Linked DNA regions of Homo sapiens: region 2 is linked to region 1. The links are chromatin loops, found by intact Hi-C in ENCODE. Cell type or tissue: right lobe of liver. All regions are shown on one strand.

Region 1 (4,000 bases):
ACAATCACAGCTCACTGCAGCCTCGACTTCCCCAGCTCCAGCGATCCTCCTGCCTCCGCCTCCCGAGTAGCTGGGACCACAGGCACGCACCACCACGCCCGGCTAATTTCTGTATTTTTGGTAGAAACGGGGTCTCTGCTGTCCAGGCTGGGGTTTTCATGGTTTCTATCGATCACCTGCATCTGTTTCATGTGGCCAAGGCTCCTGAAAGCCCTTCCTGTGGGAACAGTATCCCCGTGTGATGGAAGTAAAAATCGCAGCCCACAGAGGCAGAGAGGCTGGCTCAAGGCCACACAGCTGAGTGGTCCTTAGTGGAGTCGGCTGTTAATTCTGGCATCTGCCATCTAAGCCAGACGATGTTAAAACCAGACCCTTGGCCGGGCTTAGTGGCTCACGCCTGTAATCGCAGCACTTTGGGAGGCCGAGGCAGGCACATCATTTGAGGTCAGGAGTTCAAGACCAGCCTGACCAACATGATAAAACCCCATATCTACTAAAAATACAAAAATTAACCAGATGTCGTGGCCGGCACCTGTAATCTCAGCTGCTCGGGAGGCTGAGGCTGAGAATCACTTGTACCCAGGGGGCAGAGGTTGCAGTGAGCTGAGATCACGCCACTACACTCCAGCCTGGGAGACAGAGCAAGATTCTTTCTAAAAAAAAAAACCTGGTTCTGGGCACAGTCCTGGACCTCACTGAGCTCACGTCAGGTGGGAAGATGGCGTGTATTGGGGACCACCCAGGGAGGGTGGTCAGGCCGAAGAGGTGGGAAGCCCAGGGCGCTGTGGAATCCCCAAGGAAGTGCCTCATTCGTGGGAGGGCTGGGCAGGCGACCTGGAGGATGTGGGTTTCGTGGGAGGGCTGGGCAGGCGACCTGGAGGACGTGGGGTGGTTTTTTTGTGTTTTTTTTTTTGAGACAGAGTTTCACTCTTGTTACCCAGGCTGGAGTGCAATGGCACGATTTCAGCAACCTCTACCTCCTGGGTTCAAGTGATTCTCCTGCCTTAGCCTCCTAAGTATCTGGGATTGCAGGCGCCCGCCACCACGCCCAGCTAATTTTGTATTTTTAGTAGAGACAGGGTTTGGCCATGTTGGTCAGGCTGGTCTCGAACTCCTGACCTCAGGTGATCCGCCCGCCTCGGCCTCCCAAAGTGCTGGGATTAGAGGCATGAGCCACCGTGCCCAGCCAAGGAAGTGGGTTTTGAAGGTTGAATAGGAGTTCTCCAGGTGCTTTTCCCTGAAGGTTGTTTGAGCATGGACTAGTGCTGTCATGGGAGACTCAGCAATACACATGCACGGCCCCTGCCTTCCTGACGGGCACACCCAGTGACGTGATGAGGGAAGAGTGCACTGAGGGAGCATCAGACACCACAGCCCTGAGACAGGAGTGTGTCCCAGAAACAGCAAGAAGACCAGGGATGCCAGGGCACAGTTCAGGGAGAGGGGCCTGTGTGCAGGGTCTGACCATGCAGGGCAGAACGGGTTCAGACAGGCGACACTAGACCCTGAGCCTCGCACAGTGGCTCCCAGGAGGCCAAGGGAGGAGGATCGCTTGAGAGCAGGAGTGGACGAGACTGGAGGGGGCACGGAGGAGCCGGCTGGATTCAGGGTGGCCTGCGGGAGCCGCTGATGCGGGGGTATGTGGGGAGGGAGGGAAGAAATGAGATGGAGCGGACGTGGTGGCTCAGCCTGTAATCCCGGCACTTTGGGAGGCCGAGGTGGGTGGATCACCTGAGGTCAGGGGATCGAAACCAGCCTGGCCAACATGGAGAAACCCCGTCTCTACTAAAAATACAAAATTAGCCAGGTGCGATGACGCAGGCCTGTAACCCCAGCTACTGGGGAGGCTGAGGCACGAGAATCGCTTGAACCCAGGAGGCGGAAGTTGCAGTGAGCCAAGATTGCCCCATTGCACTCCGGCCTGGGCGACAAGAGCGAAACTCCATCTCAATAAAAAGAAAAAAGAAAGATGACCTCTGTGTTTCTGGCCAGAGTCCCAAGAGGATAGGATGAGAAGCGGGTGCGTATGACGTCACCCACTGTGCCATGCCCTCCCCAGGCTCCTGACCCCATGGCTCCCCTTCCTCTTCCCGGGGATGCTGACGCCCCTGACCCTTCTCTCTTCTTTCTTGCAGACGCCGGTGGGCACGCCCAAAGGTAGGACCTCTGGAAGGAACTCGTGGGGCCTCGGCGCACTCTGGTGGCCAGAGAGGGGATGGCAGGGCGGGGAGTGAAGCTACAAAGTTGCTCGGTGCCTCACGCCTGTGATCCCAGCACTTTGGGAGGCCGAGGCGGGTAGATCTCCTGAGGTCAGGAGTTCGAGACCAGCCTGACCAACATGGCGAAACTCAGTGTCTACTGAAAAAATGCAAAGACAATTAGCCGGGTGTGGTGGCTCATGCCTGTAATCCCAGCACTTTGGGAGGCTGAGGCAGGAGGATCGATCGCTTGAGCCCAGGAGTTCAAGAGCATGCTGGGCAACACAGGGAGACCCTGTCTCTGCCAAACATAAAAAAATTAGCCGCCGGCCAGGCCCAGTGGCTCAGACCTGTAACCCCAGCGCTCTGGGAGGCTGAGACAGGTGGATCCCTTGAGGTCAGGAGTTCAAGACCAGCCTGGCCAACATAGTGAAACCCCGTCTCTACTAAAAATACAAAAATTAGCCGTGTGTGCTGCACGCCTGTAGTCCCAGCTGCTCGGGAGGCTGAGGTGGGAGGATCACTTGAGCCCAGGAGGTTGAGCTGTGATCGCACCACTGCACCCCAGCCTGGGCGACAGAGCGAGACCCTGTCTGTAAACTGCATTTCACGGAACGTGTCCGCTTCTGTATCGATAGCGGGACAGCCACCAGCCGGGATTGACGCTGGCGTCTGAAGTGCTTCTGGCCTGGTTTGTTGTGTGTTAATTATTCATAAGGAGAGTGTCTTCTTGTCTTACTGTAGAATTAAAAATTAATCATTAAAAAAATCCAGACAGGCCTCTCAGGGATTTTGTGAAAATCACTGGGCTGAGGATGAGGAATGAACTGTGAGGCTGCCTGTGGGATTTTCTAGGGGTTGCGGTGGGGGTCCAGGTGCCTGTGTCTGTGCGGGGCCTGTGTCTGGGGGCCCAGGTGCCTGTGTCCTGGTGTCTGGGTGGGGTCTGTGTGTCTGGGGGCCCAGGTGCCTGTGTCCTGGTGTCTGGGTGGGGTCTGTGTGTCTGGGGGCCCAGGTGCCTGTGTTTGGGTGTCTCGGTGGGGTCTGTGTGTCTGGGGGCCCAGGTGCTTGTCTGGATGTCTGGGGGCCCACAGGTGCCTGTGTCCGGGTGTCTGGGTGGGATCTGTGTGTCTGAGGGCCCAGGTGCCTGTCTGGATGTCTGGGGGCCCAGGTTCCTGTGTCCGGGTGTCTGGATGGGATCCGTGTGTCTGAGGGCCCAGGTGCCTGTCTGGATGTCTGGGGGCCCAGGTGCCTGTGTCCGGGTGTCTGGGTGGGATCTGTGTGTCTGAGGGCCCAGGTGCCTGTCTGGGTGTCTGGGGGCCCAGGTTCCTGTGTCTGGGTGTCTGGGTGGGATCCGTGTGTCTGAGGGCCCAGGTGCCTGTCTGGGTGTCTGGGGGCCCAGGTGCCTGTGTCCGGGTGTCTGGGTGGGATCCGTGTGTCTGAGGGCCCAGGTGCCTGTCTGGGTGTCTGGGGGCCCAGGTTCCTGTGTCTGGGTGTCTGGGTGGGATCCGTGTGTCTGAGGGCCCAGGTGCCTGTCTGGGTGTCTGGGGGCCCAGGTGCCTGTGTCCGGGTGTCTGGGTGGGATCTGTGTGTCTGAGGGCCCAGGTGCCTGTCTGGGTGTCTGGGGGCCCAGGTTCCTGTGTCTGGGTGGGGTCTGGGTGTCAAAGGCCCAGGTGCATGTGGGAGTCCGGATGCACTTCTGTGAAGGGGCGTTGGGCTGTCTGGGGGGTCCATGTGACCTCTCCTCTGACCCTCATCTCTCTCTCCGCTTCCACCTCCCGTGCAGACAAGCGAGTCTCCAACAC
Region 2 (4,000 bases), 140 kb before region 1:
CCCTGCTGTGGAGGGTGTTTTGGGGCAGCCCACAGCAAGCGAAGGGGCCTCTACGTTTGCAGCTGACTCAGGAGCCTGGCCCCAACTGGCTTCGGGCCCAAGGCCTCCTGTGCCTGGCTGGGTGTCTTGGGTCCTCGCTGGGCCCCTCTGCCTCAGTTTCCCCAATTGCACGGTGGGGATGGTATGAGGGAGAAGGATGGGGTCTTTCACAGCCTTGCCAGTGTCTCAGCCTCACGTCTCACACTCTCTTCACCTCCCCTTCCTGCTGAGAGAGTGCTGTGCTCCTTGCCCAGCCTGTGCCCCCCAGGCACGCCCTCACCCCGGTTCTTCCTCGCTGCCCAGCTGTCTCCGCCACGCCCAAGTCCACCCTGCTCCCGTGCTCGGAAGTGGCCTCTTTCACGCCCCACGTCCCAGTCCCAGTATACAGCAGGTGCCACATATTTGCTGAATTTTCTGAGGGGCAGAGCATGGGTCCTGGGCTGACGTGGGTCCAGATTTCGGCTCTCAGGCCTGGGCGGCTGGCCCCTTTGGAAGTGCAGTTGGTGCCAGGGTGCAGCGGCTCACGCCTGAGATCCCAGCACTTTGGGAGGCTGAGGCGGGCGGATCACCTGAGGTCAGGAGTTCGAGAGCAGCCTGGCCAACATGGTGAGATGATCCCGTCTCTACTAAAAATGCAAAAATTAGCTGGGCATCGTGACGAGCGCCTGTAATCCCAGCTACTCGGGAGGCTGAGGCAGGAGAATCACTTGAATCCAGGAGGCAGAGGTTGCAGTGAGCCGAGATCGCGCTGCTGCACTCCAGCCTGGCTGACAGAGTGGGACTTGGTCTCAAAAAAAAAGAAAAGGAAGAAGAAGTGCAGTTGGTCTATTGCTGAAGTCTCTGGGGCTGTGGGTGGCTCTACACCCCGGCCTGACGTCTGAAAGTCCCCAGAGGCATGCTGGGCGCTTCCCTGGGGTGCTGGTGGAAGAGCAAGTTCAAGGACCCAAGTTCAAGGTTTTGGGTTCCAGAGGCTCAAGTTCCCTTCCTTGTAGGTGATCACGGTTGGTGCCTGAATTGGAACAGGCGTGAAAACCAAGAAGGAAGGGGTTTGGCCTTATGCAACCCCCAGGGCTTCGGCAGGGTCTTCTGTGCCTCCCAGAGCAAAATTAGGTCAAAAATAAGTATAGTTCATTCCTACTCCCTTCACCCCAGCCGCCGCTGATTCTAAAGGCCACACAGGTCCACTTGGGAAAGCCTGAGTCGTGCAAAGGAGGGTGTCTCCGCAGGAGAGGGGCAGGGGCTGGAGGTCTCTGCACGAGAAGGGCTGGGGCTGGAGGGTGTCTCCGCAGGAGAGGGGCTGGGGCTGGAGGGGACACGAAGGCCCAGGGAGGGGCGGTCTGAGGAGGTCGCGTTCTCCGAAGCTTGCTGTCATCCACCCTCCCTGCCCCCGGTGTCACCGAGGGGGCTGGGCAGACCTGGCGGGGTGGAGACCTGGGCAGATCCGGGGTTTGTGCCCTGGGAGCTCTGGGGGGCACAGGGCAGGTGTCGGGTGGAGAGAGGCTGGCGGCTTCCTGACTGCCCTCGGTCCAGTTCCAGGGCTAAGTGCCCTGTGGCCGCCCTGCCGTCTCCTGCTGCTGCTGACTTGCAGGTCTGTGTTTCTGAATTGTCTTCAGCTGGGGAGGCCCCGTGTGAGGGGAGACAGACGAGATGCTCCCCAAAGCCAGGATCTGTTATGTCCCCTGGGGTCCCCGAGAGGACTGGTCGGGGAGGAGCTGCTCCAAGACCCCACCAGGACAGGCGGCCCCTGGGCCCCGCCTCAGATGGCTGAGTGGGTCAGCGGGAGATCAGCCTGGGGGTGCAGCTCTGCAAATCCGCAGTGATGAATCCCAGCATTAGGGCGTGGGAATAAACCCCCCATTATCCTGGGGGGATGGCCCCGGGGGCAGGGCGAGGCGAGGGTTTGTCTGGCTCTGGTCACGGCAGGAAGGCCCAGCGTGTGCAGGATGGTGGGGTGTGCATGGACCCATATCCCAGGTGGCGGTGGCCTGCCCTCTGGTCTGCGTGGAGGGGTCAGGGGTCGGGGTGGCCAAGGCCTCCCCGCTCTCTTCAGGGCCTTCCCTATGTTCCCTGCTCGAAAACGGACATCTTTGTCCAGGCACTGTGGCTCATGCCTGTAATGCCAGTACTTTGGGAGGCGGAGGCGGGAGGATCGCTTGAGCCCAGGAGTTCGAGACCAGCCTGGGCAACATAGCAAGACCCCCATCTCTACAAAAAGTTAAAAAATTAGCCAGGCGTGGTGGCGTGCACCTGTAGTCCCAGCTACTCTGGAGGCTGAGGCGGGAGGATCACCTGAGCCCAGGAGGTTGAGGCTGCAGTGAGCTATGATCGTGCCACTGCACTCCGGCCCGGGAAACAGAGTGAGACCCTGTCTCAAAAAAATAAAAAAAACCTAAAAACCCACATATTCAAGTCACCTTCATCAGCCCCCCACTCACTTGGGCCGGGCCCTGCCTCACCCCCCACCCCACGGTTCAGCCTCGCACCCTGTGCGCTGGCCGCCTCTCTCCTGCCAGATGCCTCCCCGTCCCCCTTTCTGGCCTCCCGGCTGTCAGCATGGGCCTCTCCAGACATCGGTCCTTCTTTCCCTGTCACCTCTACCTCCTCCCTGGCTCCAGCCCTCCCCAGTCATGTCCCCTGGTCCCGAGGCCGCCCACCGGCCTTGAAGGGAACCCGGAGCATCAACCTCCGCACCTGCTGCCCCTCTTCAGCCACTGCCCTCCCCTCACCATCTCATCCACCCACACGCCACCTCCTCCAAGGAGCCCTCCCACCTGCCTGGGGCTGACAGGCCCATCCCATGTGTCTGTCTTGGGGCTGGGCCTGTGTGGTCATCGTGTGCCCCGGCGCCCGGCGAGAGTTCGGTGAACATCTGCCCCGTCGGGATCACCCGGGAACCCGAGATCTCCCCCACCCGTAGCAGCTCCCTTTCTTAATCCTGGGCACCTGCCACGGATCTGGCCATGACTCCACAGCTGAGAGTGCCGTCTCCTAATCCCCCGGCCCGAGGCTCTCCCTTAATCACCGACCTCCGGCCCCTAATCCTCTCCCGGATTGTCCCCATCTGTAAATCCTGGACGGCCTCCGGCCTGAGGCTGGGCTCCTGCGGGGAGGGCCTGGCTGCCCTCGCCCGTTCCCCAACCCGGGACTCAGGCTCCAGCAGGGGCTGAAGACCCCCTGGGCAGGCCCTCCCCTGGGATCCAAGGGGCTGAGGGTCCTGGGCCTTCTGTTGCCAGGAGACCTGGTGTCCTCGTGGGGTTTGGGAGCCGGGTCGGCGGCCTCCTCCCCCAAGCTTCATCCAGCCCTGGAGAGACGGGGACCTGCGTCGGCTTTGGGAACTTCAGGGGAAGAACCCTGAGCTCGGGGCAGGAGAATGACATGGTCTGTCTGGGTTCCCATCCCACTGTTTCACTTATGGCTGGAGGAGCCTCAGTTTCCGTGTCAGAGCCGAGAGAGAGGCTGGGCGGCTGTTGGAGGAGGGCTGAGCTCACATCGGTGTCAGGTGCCGGGGGCCCCACTGAAGCCACTCTGGAGTGAGAGGGGGTCCGAGGCTTCTTCCGGTCCCCCAGGTGTGAGAGCTGAGGCCGGAAGGTTTCCCCAGGGACCCAGCCTCATCCCGGCCTCCGGAGCTGGTCTCCCTCCCTGCCTGCGAGGGCCAAGCTGGACAAAGTGGCAGGACCCCCGCGTTTCCGAGGAAGGGGCCCTCGTAGAGGCCTCACTGTTACCTGTCGGGGATGGGTTTTAAATACAGGATTTAATGATGGTCACTGATGTTTCTGTGACAGCTGAGGGGGGCCTGTCCCTGCTCAGCACTGGGGTTGGACAAGGAGGGCACAGGGTGCCCGGGGAGTGCTGGGGCCCGCCTGGGTCCCTATGGTGGCCGGATGGGGAAAGGGCTGCCGGACGCGGCTGCACAGAGTGTGAGGGGGAGTGGGGTTGGGCTTTGGGCCTTCCCCTGACCCCA

What was found. Hi-C counts contacts between places; a loop is a spot of excess contacts. Peaks named below come from ENCODE experiments on the same cell type or tissue, not always from the same donor. Only the 100,000 strongest peaks of a DNase experiment are listed, where the experiment ranks them.
Region 2: a loop joins it to region 1, with 2.3 times the contacts of the local background. A loop is called at or near these places in 39 of 110 quality-filtered maps.

What each region holds. Positions count from the first base shown.
Region 1 is chr19:732,038-736,037 of GRCh38, forward strand. It overlaps PALM (paralemmin), which reads left to right. Exons shown (of 9, transcript NM_002579.3): 6 at 2,136-2,157; 7 at 3,982-4,000. Among named protein-coding and RNA genes, the nearest start is that of MISP, 17 kb to the right of the region's middle. RefSeq lists an enhancer at 2,268-2,317. In right lobe of liver, a CTCF peak has its summit at 2,205 (motif pointing left); a DNase peak (open chromatin) is centred at 2,184; H3K27ac peaks cover 410 bases.
Region 2 is chr19:592,791-596,790 of GRCh38, forward strand. The region is part of intron 1 of HCN2 (hyperpolarization activated cyclic nucleotide gated potassium and sodium channel 2); the gene reads left to right. Among named protein-coding and RNA genes, the nearest start is that of HCN2, 4.9 kb to the left of the region's middle. In right lobe of liver, no CTCF peak of the experiment used is centred here; no DNase peak of the experiment used is centred here.